2 separate regions of the Homo sapiens genome follow, and region 2 is linked to region 1. The links are chromatin contacts, found by Hi-C or POLR2A ChIA-PET in ENCODE. All regions are on one chromosome and are shown on one strand. Each heading gives the region's core, a stretch centred on a gene start or an enhancer-like site at or near the end of the contact. The rest is flanking DNA. Distances are from core to core; before and after follow the strand shown.

The links. A loop is a pair of places that touch in the nucleus more often than their neighbours do. ChIA-PET counts read pairs that join two places held with the same protein, here RNA polymerase II (POLR2A). Pooled maps may share reads with other maps.
Region 2: a pooled map shows a loop between it and region 1 (2.1-fold over the local background). The contact joins two enhancer-like sites. A Hi-C loop is called at or near these places in 2 of 168 maps with a recorded cell type or tissue (Caco-2 and PC-9) and 6 of 50 pooled maps. POLR2A ChIA-PET finds 5 or more read pairs at or near these places in 2 of 52 experiments (GM10248 and activated B cell).

Annotation. Positions count from the first base shown.
Region 1 is chr14:65,238,151-65,245,299 of GRCh38, reverse strand. No RefSeq gene overlaps it. Among named protein-coding and RNA genes, the nearest start is that of LINC02324, 19 kb to the right of the region's middle. RefSeq lists an enhancer at 6,681-7,149. Within about 2 kb of position 2,424, at least 3 of the 41 ENCODE cell types and tissues checked have a DNase peak (open chromatin) inside an H3K27ac peak, as active enhancers do.
Region 2 is chr14:65,167,425-65,174,778 of GRCh38, reverse strand. No RefSeq gene overlaps it. Among named protein-coding and RNA genes, the nearest start is that of LINC02324, 51 kb to the left of the region's middle. RefSeq lists a silencer at 114-408 and enhancers at 3,620-3,789, 3,810-3,869, 5,433-5,532. Within about 2 kb of position 5,105, at least 4 of the 41 ENCODE cell types and tissues checked have a DNase peak (open chromatin) inside an H3K27ac peak, as active enhancers do.

The DNA.
Region 1 (7,149 bases), core at 1,175-3,674:
TCAGCCTCCCAAGTAGCAGGGATTACAGGCACCGGCCACCACGCCCAGCTAATTTTTGTATTTTTAGTAGAGATAGGGCTTCACCATGTTGGCCAGGCTGGTCTGGAACTCCTGACCTCGGGTGATCCACCCGCCTCAGCCTCCCAAAGTGGTGGGATTACAGGCGTGAGCCACTGTGCCCGGCCTCTTCCTCCAACATTTCAAACCCTCCCTCTCCTGCCCCATGTCCAAGCCTAGCTGCACTTCTTTTAAAAATCCTGAATTAAGCTCAGATGACCCTTAGCACTCCCTCTACTCCTGCTTTCCCCTTCCAGAATTCTCTCCAGTTATATATAACTGCTGACTTCACTCCTCACATATCTGCTCATTTCTCAGATCCTGACAGTAGAGGGTCCAACCTCTATCACTTTCCAGAAACTTCAGATATTATGAATAATCCCCAACTGACCAGCCCTATGCCTCATCAGTCCTCATGTTCTTCGCTCCATGATACTGGGCCTGTGTTGCCTTCCCTGTCTCTGGATGGACCCCTCTTTCCCATTGACTCCCGTTTCACTGCTCTGCTACTGCTTTTCCTTACTCCATAGCCATTCCCCATCATTGCTTGGTGGCCTCAAGGAAAGTCTGGAGGACACCAGATAGAAACACCCCAACTTCTCACCTGCAAACCTGGAAATTCATCGTAACCGGCATTTCATTTTTCTGGTTAAAATGGAACTTGTCTCTTTACTGACTTGAGCCCATTCCTCCATCTTGAAGGAAATCTCATCTCCTCCCATCTCCTCACCTCTCTCTAACAATTATCCTGTCATCTTGTTGAGTCTTTAATCTCCTCTCTGCTGTTCTTTCTCAAAATCATGAAAAAATCCATAAGTCTCCATCTCTTAAAAAAAATACTCTTGTTTTCACTGCCTTTTATACCTAATTCACAGTCAAACTTCCTGAAAGGGTCATGTATACTTCTTATCTCCCCTTACACCCTTCCTTGTCACTCCTCTGTCCTCTGAAAACAGTCTCCTCAAGATTACTAATGACCTCCGTGTTGTCCAAATCTCTTGGACTTTTGTTGCCCCTTTGAGTTACTCTCAACAGCTTTGACATTATTCACCACTTCCTGCCTCTCCTCGCCCAGCTCCTCCTCCTGCCCTGACTGCTTCCTCTCTGTGTCCCTGACATGCCCCTCTCTCTCCCTCTCTCTTTTCTCTCCCTCTCTCTCCTCCCTGTCTCTCTCTCTCCCTCCTTCTGTCTCTCTTTCTCCTGTGCAGCAGTGACACTCCCTGTGCTCCTTGGCTTTCTGGCTTGGGCCTTCTTCTTCCCTCACTTTCCCCGAGTGATCTCATCCACTCCTTCACTCCACAAATATTTACTGAGCACACACCACGAATCAGGCAAGGTTCTAAGCCCTGAGGTATCACAATGAAGAAGACAAAGTCCCGGATGTTATAGAGTTCACATTTACCAAGGTGTCAATTCTGTCTGGATGCCCGTGACACCGAGCTGTCTCCAGCCCAGATCTTTCTCTCCTGTCTGCTTAACACCTCTACTTGGACATCCCACAAAAAACGGGACTTGTCCAGAGGTAAAGTTTTCATCCTTACTGCCTTCCGGACCAGCTTATCTTCCTATCTCGATTACCCAAACCAGGAGCTGCTCTTTGCATTCATTTGTCATCTTTGATTCTTCACTTTCATTCTCCCCTTCAATCCAGCCTGTAACGAAGTCCTGTCAATTCTACCTCCCAATCCTCCTAAATGCCTCTAGAATCCATCCACTGCTCTTTACGCCCAACACTATTACTCTGACTTAGAGCCATATCCCCTCTTCCCTGGTTCCCACCAGGTGACCCTCTGGTCTTATTCTCTCCCATGCCACACCCTTCAATACATTGTCCGCACTGCAGTCGGAGTCATTGTCTAATGTACCTACAGAACTGATCTCACGACCTCCCTGCTTAAAATTCTTCATTGCCTTTAAAATTAAAGCCAAACCTCTTATCATGGCCCCTGCCTACTTCTCAGTCCTCTCCCCCACCACCCACCTCACTCTCACACACTTTACTGTGTGTGTCTCCTGACACACACAGTAAACTTTTTTTTTCAGTGCCCTGGATGTGCCACATTCCCTCACAACTCCGAACCTTGAAAGTGCTGTTCCTTCAGCTTGGAAGTCTTCCTCACTCCTGACCCGCACCACCTCACCTGGCTAACTCCTATTTACATCAGGCTCAGCTCAGAGGTAACCTCTAGAGCACTTTCCATTAAGGCTGTCGTCTGTGGCAATTGCCCTCCTATGTACTTCCATGTCATCTTGTATTATCCACTCTATTATGATCATCTGATTTCACTGTTTATTTTCTGCGTTCCTCTTCCATGAGACTGTATGCCACAGGAAGGCAGGAACAAAGTCCACATCACTCATACTGTGTCATTGTGTTTCCAGTCTTCAGAAAATACCAATCAAGAAATAACTGTCAAAAATGAATAGTTTCTTGCCTCCCTCCTCCTGCCCTCTAAGTGCAGACATTGCTTAAGATTCATGTTTTCCAGCTTTGCTCGATTTCCTTCTTTATATTTCATGGATTCCTATTACTTCAGTGATTGGATATGTGTGAAGAAATCTCCAATCTACCCCCAAGCTAGATAGCTCTCAGCTCCCAGACTGCATTTCCAATCTCATGCTAGACATTCATGCTTGTAGGTTTTTCCATCATCTCAGATAAAAGATATAAAACATTAAAAGCATGCAAAGGATATATGTGTAAGGATGTGCAATGCAACATTGTCTATAATATAGAAAAATTGGAAACAATCCAAATGCCCATCAAAAGAGAATTGGGTAAATAAACTGTGTACCACTGTGCAGACTAGAAAGATTTATATATTGATGTGAAAAGATGTCCATGATATACCGTTCAGTAAAAAAGCAGCTTCATCTGTGTAAATACATACAGTGCTCTTTTGAATAATTTTCCCTTCCTTTGATCCCAAAGTCAATGATACTCATTTGTATGTTGAACAATGAATTTTATAATGCACACTTCAAATGAATGTATAAGGGAATTGAAAAAAGTACTAGGTATTATCTATTAAGAGACTCCTGTTAACCACACACACAAAAACAGGTTTCAGAACTATAGAGTTTAATTTTATTCAATCATTCAACATGCATTTATTAAGCACCTATTATGTGCCAGTTTCTGTTCCAGGTACTGGGGATATGCAGAGAGCAAGGCAAAGTCCTTGCTCTCACAGTTTTCTTTTTTTTTTTTTTTGAGACAGAGTTTCGCTCTTGTCGCCCAGGCTGGAGTGCAGTGACACGATCTCGGCTCACTGCAACTTCTGCCTCCCGGTTTTAAGCAATTCTCCTGCCTCAGCCTCCCGAGTAGCTGGGACTACAGGCGTGCACCACCATGCCCAGCTAATTTTTTGTATTTTTAGTAGAGACGGGGTTTCACCATGTTGGCCAAGCTGGTCACGAACTCCTGGCCCCAAGTGGTCCACCCGCCTCAGGCTCCCAAAGTGCTGGGATTACAGGCGTGAGCCACTGCACCCGGCTGCTCTCACAGTTTTCTAAATAGACAGTAAGCAAATAAATAGACAGAATTAAATGTCACGTAATGATACGTGGTATGAAGAAACTGAATTATGAGGTGTGCTATTCTGCTTAGGATGCTTAGAGAGGGGCTTTCCAAAATAGTGACAGTTGAGCAGAGACCTGAATAAAAGTGAGGGCGGGAATTACCTGAATATTTGGGGCAAGGATATTCTGACCGGAAGAACCAGCCATCACAGAGGCCTACAGTATTGCCGTGTTTAACTGGTTCTAAAACTGCAAGGCAGCCACAGCAGCTGGAGCAAAGTAGGGGGAGGAAAGAGTGGAGGGAGATGTGGCCGTGGTGTGGGCTCTGGGCTCTGGTGTCCATTCTAAGTGTGATGAAAAGTAAGTCTTCAGAGGTGTTTCTGTTACATGTTAGTGTCTCATTTTTAAAAGTCAGCATAAAATAATTCTGAGATGTGAAACTATAGGAGACTTTCATTTTCAAAACCAATGATGCTCTGATTATTTTTTTTTTTTTTTTTTGCCAAAGTAATACTCACCGTAAAACATTCAAACACATTCAAGCACAATCTTGTGTTTGAATGTTTTACGGTGAGTATTACTTTGGCAATCAGAAAAAAAAATGATTTTTTAAATGTGTGGGCTGGACACAGTGGCTCATGCTTGTAATCCCAGCACTTTGGGAGGCTGAGGTGGGCAGATCACTTGAGCCCAGGAGTTCGAGACCAGTCTGGGCAACATGGCAAAACCCTGTCTCTACTAAAAATACAAAAATTAGCTGGGTGTGGTGGCACACACCTGTAGTCCTAGCTACTCAGGAAGCTAAGGGAGGAGGATAGCTTGAGCCCAGGATAGTCCAGGCTGCAGTGAGCCATGATCACACCACTGCACCCCAGCCTGGGCAACAGAGCAAGACCCTGCCTCAAAAACAATAATAAAAATAATGGCCGGGCGCGGTGGCTCACGCCTGTAATCCCAGCACTTTGGGAGGCCAAGGCAGGCCGATCACGAGGTCAGGAGATCGAGACCATTCTGGCTAACACGGTGAAACCCCGTCTCTACTAAAAATACAAAAAATTAGCTGGGCGTGGTGGCGGGCGCCTGTAGTCCCAGCTACTCGGGAGGCTGAGGCAGGAGAATGGCGTGAACCTGGGAGGCGGAGCTTGCAGTGAGCCAAGATTGCACCACTGCACTCCAGCCTGGGCAACACAGTGAGACTCCATCTCAAAAAAAATAAAAATAAAAATAAAATAAAATAAAATAAAATAAAATATGTGCCTACCCTTTGACTCATCAACTCCCTTTCAAGAAAAATATCCTTTAAATATTGGATAAATATGTAAAAATATGTATATAAGGATGTTCATTACAGTATTATTTATAGCAACAAAAAATAGAAATAACTTCGATGTTCAACAATAGGGGATTGACTCAACAATAGGTGATTGACCAAATTGTAAAAACTATACAATGGAATCATGAATAGTCATGACAAATTATGTTGTAGAATATCTCCCCCAGCTAAAAATTAGTTCAATTCCCAGCTCTATGAAGGCTTTCTGTCTGCCCTGGCCTAACAGGACCTCTTCCTCCTTGAAGCTTATTCATGCTTATTGTCTACAGCATCCTCTGGCCCCCACAGTGGAAGAACAAGTGCAGCTCACACCCGGCTGGCTCTGAGCTGTGCTAATGGAAGGGGAGTGGAGCAGAGCAATCCTGAACAATAGATAATTCATTCCTTTGTAAATGCATCAGATAATTTATTTTGCAGTGGATTCACCTTCCTAATTAGCTTTCCCCATGTTAGTATTAAAATTAATGAGCATTTCCAAACACTAGTAGCAGAGGCAGGACCTAGAAGAAGGCAAAAGAGCAAAGAGTTCCCCTGGGTAACCCACTGGCTGGACAACAGGACCTGGAAGCTCAGAGGGTTGTCGGGGCTCTTCCCCTGTACAACTGCCCACTCCTCTTCACTGAGAGACTAGAATACGGCCCCTCCTTAGTAATCCCTGGGCAGGGCACTCTCCTAAGGGAGCCCTCCTGGCCTCTGTCTGCCCTGTAGTCATGCCTTCCCAGGGAGGAGGACGCAGCAGCTATCTCCCCTTTGCCCTTGTTCAGCCAGCTCTATACCCACGGGGTGACCTGTGTGGATTACATGAGCATGATCTCTTATCTTCTGGCCTCCCTCCTGAGGAGGAGGATATGAACCCGCACTCCCTTCCTGCAGGTGACAGCAGGCTGGCCTTTGCCCTTGGCTTGCAGGGCTGGGCTTCCTAAGCCTGCTTCTGATCCCCTTTGTGCATGAGCGTCTCCTCTCGGCACTGCCATGGGACAGTAACATAGCCACTCATGAACTATCCTGGGGTCTCCTTCCCAGTCTACTTGAGCAATTCTGCTGAGCGGCCAAGTGACTGACTCAACAGCTCTGATGGAGACCAGGACACATTCCTTCCAATCACCTCACGGCAGCCTCCTCTGGAAAGGGCAGGATACCACTGGGAAAAGAGAAGCCACAGCTATCTTAAAGAGAGTTTCCTAATAGCCATTACATAAGGGCTCATGTGACAGCCTCTTCCACCCAGTGGTCCTGAGCGGCCAGGGAGGCTATCTACCCATGTGAGGTATTTGAGGGGGCCCAGTAACACCCCCTACCAACCCAAGTCCTCCACCAGCTGAGAAATAGGACAAATTAGTTAACAAATGGAGACCCTATTTATTACTGATATAAATGCTGATATTGAGTAATAATATATTTCTGTCTTAGGGCTGCCTAATACCAAAGCCCAGAATGAGTTAGAACTGGCACCCAGGCTGGGCACAGTGGCTCACTCCTGTAATCCCAGCACTTTGGGAGGCCTAGGTGGGTGGATCACTTCAGCTCAGGAGTTAGAGATCAGCCTGGGCAACATGGTGAGACCACATCTCTACAAAAAATAAATTAGCCGGGTGTGATGGTGCATGCCCGTAGTCCCAGCTACTAAGGAGGCTGAAGTGGGAAGATCACCTCAGCCTGGGAGGTCAAGGCTGCAGTGAGTCATGTTTACCACTGCATTCCAGTCTGGGTGATGGAGCAAGACCCTGTGTCAAAAAAAAAAAAAAAAAAAAGAAAAGAAAAGAAAGAAAAAGAAAAAGAAAGAATAGGCGCTCAGGTAGTGCTGGGGAGGGCAGGCCTCTCTACAGGGGGAGGTAGCGCCACTTCATCGCACAACAATGTAGAAAGACCGGCCCCTAAGAAGAAAGAAAGAGGAAGGCATTGAAATAGGCCAAATTTCTCCTAAACTCACCAGTGGAATTCAGTCACCCCTCCTGTCATTCAGGGATAGCTGACATATTCTAACTGTGTAATTTGAATAAAAATCTAATAAGAGGATTCTTCACAAAAGTGTGGGCAGAGCATGGAGAATCCACAAAGGACAGTGCAATATCCCAGAGCTGAAATGGAGGCAGAGGGAGCAGTTACCAGAATCCGAAGAAAGAGAAGCATCTGATAGGAGGGACCGCCTTCAGTCAAGGGGTGTTCTGTGGCCAGCCTGCTGCCACCTGCGGGAAGGGAGTGTGGGGTTCATATCCTCCTCCCTACAAGGGAGGCCA
Region 2 (7,354 bases), core at 3,856-6,355, 73 kb after region 1:
TCACCCCACCCTGCCAAGGTCTGAACCCAAAGTTAGCGGGCTCTGCATACTGAACCTTGCTCTCTGGCCCCAGGGAAGAACGTCCCCCTGCTGTGGAGAGATGTCTGTCCCAGAGAGAAAATGGCCCCTTCACCTGGTTCCAGAGTATTCAAAGGCACTCTCGGACAGAAGAGGAAAGAGAGAGGAGTGTGTGAGAAAGAGAGCAGGGGAGGGGGAGACAGTGAGAGCGGGCGAGCATGCAGACTAGGAACTCGGTCTTGTTTCTCACATGCTCTCAGCTCTCTGAGCTGGGTCAGTGCATCCCGCCGAGACCACGCCCTCCTGTCCACAGAAACCTGAAAAGAACCACCAAGGGGCTTCTGACTTCATTCACTGGCCTTATTCGGCATCGTAACAACTGACTTTATCCCGGCTTTATGGTTTGCCTCTGTGACATCCTGAGGGAGTAGTTGCACTATACATACACACACACTCACGACTTTCACACACACATATCACACACTCACACAATTCACACACAATCACACACAATTCACACACACAACACGCACACATCACATACAACTCACACATCACACACAACTCACGGACATCACACAAATTCACACACACTCTCACAACTCACATCACACACAAATTCACACACACACCCCACACACATTCACATACCATCACACCCCCACACACTCAGCACACACACTCACACATTTACACACACACAACCTACACTCACATATCACACTCACAATTCACTCTTACATAACACACACACTCTCACATCCACACACCCCCCACACACCCTCACACATTCACACACACTCACCCCCCACACACACTCACACACACCCCTTCCTCACACTCCCCCATTCGACAGAATTCTGCTTTGTAAAGGGAGCTGTGAGGACGGAAATACTAAGGCATACCATCAGAGGGAGGGAAAGAAAAGACTGGGAAGAAAATTCACTGAAAAGGATTTCTGAGTCTGCAGATGGGGAACTTTTTCTTTTGAAACCATTTCAGACTTACAGAAAAGCACAAAGTACTTTTCACAGAAAAATACAAGAGTACAGACAATTCCTGTGTCCTTTTCACCCTGTCTGCTTCTGATTTTCCTTCCCTATGTAGACTGTTTTCTGAACCATTTGAGAGTAAGGTGCAGATAAGATCCCCCTTTATCCCTAAATACTTGAGTGTATGTTTCCTAAAAAACATGAATATTCTCTTTCATAACTCAAATACATTATCTAACTCGGGAAATTAATATTGACACAACACTATTATCTAAACTATACATCTTTCTGATGTAAAATTTCACCAGTTATTCTAATAATGTTCTTTATAAGAGCAAAATAATGTTCTTTATAAAGAGAAAAAAATGTTTTGATCCAACATCCAATCCAACCTCTTAACAATGTCACGACTTTTTTTTTTTGAGACGGAGTCTCGCTCTGTCGCCCAGGCTGGAGTGCAGTGGTGCGATCTTGGCTCGCTGCAAGTTCCGCCTCCCGGGTTCACGCCATTCTCCTTCCTCAGCCTCCCAAGTAGCTAGGACTACAGGCGCCCGCCACTAAGCCCGGCTAATTTTTTGTATTTTTTTAGTAGAGACGGGGTTTCACCGTGTTAGCCAGGATGGTCTCGATCTCCTGACCTCGTAAGCCACCCGCCTCGGCCTCCCAAAGTGCTGGGATTACAGGTGTGAGCCACCGCGCCCGGCCTTTTTTTATTTTTTTGAGACGGAGTCTCACTCTGTCGCCCAGGCTGGAGTGCAGTGGCGCGATCTCGGCTCACTTCAAGCTCTGCCTCCCGGGTTCATGCCATTCTCCTGCCTCAGTCTCCCGAGTATCTGGGACTACAGGCGCCCGCCACCACGCCCCGCTAATTTTTTTTTTTTTTTTTGTATTTTTAGTAGAGACGGGGTTTCACTGTGTTAGCCAGGATGTCTCGATCTCCTGACCTCTTAATCTGCCCACCTCGGCCTCCCAAAGTGCTGGGATTACAGGCGTGAGCCACCGCGCCCGGCCAGCAATATCATGTCTTTTTAGGTTTCTTCAATTAGAATAGTTCTTCAGCTTTGTCTTTCATGACACTGACATTTTTGAAGAATGTAAGCCATTTATTTAATCGACTGTCCCTCCTTTTGAATTAGTCTGATGTTTCCTCACAATTAGATTCCGGTTGTACCTTTTTGGCAGGAAAACCACAGAGGTGATATCATGTCCTTCAGCACACATACATCAGGAGATATATGCTATCAATCTGTCCCATTTGTCCCTTGCGATGTTAACTTTGATCATTTGATTCAGGTGGGGATTATCAGTCCTCTCTACTGTAAAGTTATTATTTTTCTCTTTGAAATCAATAGGTGTTTTATGAGGATCTACTTTGAGATTGTGTAAATACACTGTTTCTCATCAAATTTTTACCCACTAGTTTTAACATCCCTTGATAATTCTTGCCTGAATCATTAATGACTCTAAGGTTTACCAAATGGTCATTTTCTAATTTTATCATTTCTTATACCTATATTAGTTGTAATTTTACTCTAAGGAAAGCCTTTTTCTTTTTCTCCATTTATTTATTTGCTTATATTAATATGGACTTAGATTTTCACATTTTATCCAATTTATTATTATTATTATTTTAGATGAAGTCTCCCTTTTGTCATCCAGACTGGAGTGCAGTGGTGTGATCTCGGCTCACTGCAGCCTCCGCTTCCTGGGTTCAAGCAATTCTCCCGCCTCAGCCTCCCGAGTAGCTGGGAAAACAGGTGCTCACCACCATGCCCAGCTAATTTTTGTATTTTTAGTAGAGATGGAGTTTCACCGTGTTGGCCAGGCTGGTCTCGAACTCCTGACCTCAGGTGATCCACCCGCCTTGGCCTCCCAAAATGCTGGGATTACAGGCATGAGCCACCGTGCCCAGTTGATTATTATTATTATTTTTTAAAAGTTCAGATTGTCCAAGATTTGAATGGGAGCTCCTTCCAGCTTCTTCTTCTTCTTCTTCTTTTTTTTTTTTTTTTTATTGAAACAGGGTATCTTTTACTACATAGCACAGGCTGGAGTGCAGAGTGGCTATTTACAGAGGTGATCATGGCTCACTGCAGCCTCAAACTCTTGGGTTCAAGCAATCCTCCCACCTCAGCCTCCTGACTAGCTGGGACTACAGGTGCATGTTACTGCCCCCCAGCTAGGGTTATTTTTGAAGGTGGATTCTCCAAAACTCTGGTCCAGGCTATTTCTCCAAATTATGAATGTTTAAACAGCATTCAAGAATCTAATTTTTAACATTATGAGAAAGCACAGCATCTATGCCAGTGAATTTTAGAGTTCCAACGAAATAACAAGATGTTTATTTACATACATTTTATAATCTTCCTAAAGACCAGACTCATTTCCTAAGTGAGGACATGACTTCCTCTCTCTTCTCCCGGTCCTGATGTATGTCCAGTCCATTTCACAGTAGACCTACTGAGGAAGTAGCAGGGTAGAGAGGAGAGTCAGGGAAGTGGGAAGGTGAGAGAGAAGTAGGGAGGAAAAGGAACAGGAGGAGAAAGAACTCCTCTCCTCTCCTCATTTGTTCAGACGGTCTGGCACCTACAGCCTCCTCATGTCCCCCAGCCCCACTGCCCCCTCCTGGAAGTCAGCGCACTGCTGCCGCTGGCATTCACATCGTGTCGGCAGGACGCCGCGTTGTCAGAGGTTAGAGACAGCCACTTTCATCTCAGAAAAGGGGCCGGGAGATGACCTGGGTTATATAGAAGGAACTCAAGTCTTCTTGCCGCAGAAATGCCACTGGAAGGGATGGAGGAGAGAAAACCCGGTTGTATGATGTCTGCATTGCCCTCCTCGCTGGAACTCACCACAGGCTGGAGGTGCTTCCGGCAGAACCGAGCTCCGGGGAAAGCCTGTGATAAATCATCTCTGTCTTTACTAGCCAAGGGTTGCTATGGCAATAGGAATACACTGTAGGTTTTAAGAGATGTAATTTTCTGTGATTCACTGTATATTTTTAGCCATTTTTCCCTCTGTATTATCTCCCTGTGGTAATTGCCTATTAATGCTGGTCTGTACTAAGATTGGACTAAACGGTCGATTCTCAGAAGAGATGAAAACCCTGGAGCTCAGTAAGTACAAGGGGGTGATGGCCCATGAACTTAAGAGTAACCTGGTAGAACAACCAGATTAGTTCAGGACATGGATGAATTCACGTGGCCCATGCTACGTCTGTCTTGGGAGGAGAGTAAAGCAGAGTGAAGGGACCCAGCAATGTGGCTCTGGAGTTTTGGGAATGGGAAGCTGAGTCACACTACCCACTGAAATCCATATGCTCGAATGGTGTCAAGGGCAGGCCACAAAAGTCAGAAACGAGCATCCTGCGCAAGGGACACTAGGACCCAGGTTTCCAAACAAAGGAACTGTAAAAGCTTCTAACCTTTTGTTTTTTTTTTTGTTGTTGTTGTTGTTGTTTTTTTTTTGAGACAGAGTCTCGCTCTGTTGCCCAGGCTGGAGTGCAGTGGTGTGATCTCGGCCCATTGCAAGCTCCACCTCCCAGGTTCATGCCATTCTCCTGCCTCAGCCTCCCGAGCAGCTGGGACTACAGGCGCCCACCACCATGCCCGGCTAATTTCTTTGTGTGTTGTTTTTTTTTTTTTAGTAGAGACGGGGTTTCACCGTGTTAGCCAGGATGGTCTCGATCTCCCGACCTCGTGATTCACCTGCCTCGACCTCCCAAAGTGCTGGGATTACAGACATGAGCCACCGTGCCTGGCCTCTAACCTCTTTTAATTTAGTTCAAGTCTTCTATTGTTTCTTATCTTATCCTTCCTTCTTTATTCCTTTCTTCTTTCTTTCCTTGCTCTAATTTTACTTTTTTTTTTTTTTTTTTTAACCGTAAAATCAGGGGAGAGACTAAGAGGAGGTGAAAACAGAATGTATCTAGTTGCTATTGGTTCATAGTTGTATCAGGGGTCTTTCCATCCAGGCCACAGAAAATCCAGCCTAAACTGCTTAAGCAGAAAGAGAACTTACTCTTTCTCTAATAGCTGAAAAGTCCAGGGGCTTGGGTTTAGTCTCAGGCACAGTTGTATTCAGAAGGCCAGATGACATCATCAACATCTGGGCTGTCTGACACACCACTAAGTTTCACTGATATTTGGGCATTTGGGCTGCAATAACATGAAACTCAGCTAACAGAGGCTTCAACAAAGTGTGGTTTGTTTTTCTCACATAAGAAGTCCAGAGAGAGGTTTATTTTTCTCATTCAACAAGCAGCCCAGAATAGGCATAGATGACGTTACTATGCAGCAGCTCAGTAATGTCATCAAGAACCCAGCCTCCTTCTTCATTTCAGCTCTACTGTCTTCAGGGTCACAGGAGGACAGGTCCAGCTCTAGACATTCAAGGCAGAAAGAAGAGGCTAGCTAACTTCCGATTTTTTTTTTTTTTATCCAGAAAAGTAAATCAATCCCCAAAGTTCCCAGCTGACCTCTGCTTCCAGTTGATTGAATACATCAGTGCCATGAGGCCACTTTAGCCACAGAGGAGGCTGGGAAAGTACGTTTTTAAGCTTTTTTGGTCCCTGCAGTAGAAGCAGTGTTTTTTGTTTGGTTTGGTTTTGCCTCATATAACAGTCAAAGAACAAACCGTACCCAAGATTGTGAAAGGGTTCTGCCTCTTCCTTGCAGTCTGACCAGTCACTCCGTTGTCATATCCTAGCCAAGAAGGGAGAAGGTATAAGAGAAGGGCAAGAAGCTTTCTTTTAAGGATGCAATGCATAAGTTGCATTCATCACTTCTCTTCTGCCCATATGCTATTGGTCAGAACATAACCACATGATCACAACCAGCTGTAAGGGTGGCTGGGAAATGTAGTACTTGGGTAGCCATGTGCCCAGCTAAAACTTGAGGAGTTCTGTTAGTCACATGATGAAGAAGAGGGGTATTTTGAAACAACTAGCAATCTCCTCAGGTGTAGTTAGAGCTCCATGATGTGCTCACTTCACATTGCATGCCTGTATCAAAACATCTTATCTACCCCATAAATATATACACCTACTATATACCCACAAACATTTTTTAAAAATAAAATAAAACAAAAATAAATTAAAAAATAAAAAAGAGCAGTTATAGGAGAAAGGGTTTGGATGGCTATTAGATTCACTCATTCAAGGCCAAATATTTCTGCCTCTGCCACATTCTCAGAGAGGCTTACCTTTGTGCAGGTAAGACAGCTTCAGCATCACCAGCCTCACATTCTCCCTGGTCCAAGACCATTAGTAAAAGAGCTCAACATCTTCGCAGCTACCCTGGGCAGTCTCACCACATCTCCTTGGTTCTTACTGGGTCACCTGCCCATCATTAACTAAGGGGATGCAATGCAATACTCTGGTCATTCCTGAATGACTTGCTCCACAAAATCACCAAGATCTTTCTGGGCCTCAGTTTGCTCATCTGTAAACTAAACATAATAAAACCTACCTCACAGGGTTGGTGGGAGAGTGCTGCTGGGGGACTCAGGCTGAGCTGGGGGTCATTGTCCATACATGCATTTCAGTTTGCCTACTGACCAGACTCACCTTAACAATATCATTTCAAAAAACAAGACCCTCTAAAATCAAAGTAATCATCAGTGGATAGTTAGCCTAGATCTCATCTTATAATATATTCCAAAGTAAAAATACTTGCTAGGTACCTGGCACTGTGCTAAGCACTTTGCATACCTTCTATCAAAACTCTCAAAGTAATTCCATGGGAGAGATACTTTCACTGTTTTCAATTAACAGACAAGAGTGGTGATGGGTGCCTGTAATCCCAGCTACTCGGGAGGCTGAGGCACAAGAATCACTTGAACCTGGGAGGCAGAAGTTCCAGTGAGTCGAGATCACACCACCGCACTCCAGCCTGGGTGACAAAGCAAGACTCTTAAAAAAACAAACGAATAAACAAACAAAAATAAACGAGTAAATAAACAAAAGGGATAAGGAAATTTAGCTCCTTGCCTAAGGTCACAGCCAGCACAGTGATGGAGCCACAAAGCCAGGACTAACTTTGAACCCCCACAATCTCCTCCCTCTTATTGTATAAAAATAAGTAAAAATAACCACATATTTATGAAATCACGAAAACCTTCCTGCTGATTGTGGTGGTCACAAGAAAGCACCTTTTGATGCAGGACAGATGAACCTCCAAATTGGGGCTTAGCCCAGGAAGGTTCTTGGCTTTGCCGAGGAGAAAATTCAAGGGCAAGCCAATGGTGTTGAACAGCCTTTGATGAAAGCGCCCAGTGCACAGGAGCAGCAGAGGTACTGCTCCTTGCAGAACAGGGCTACCCTATAGGCAGTGGGCCCAGAGTAA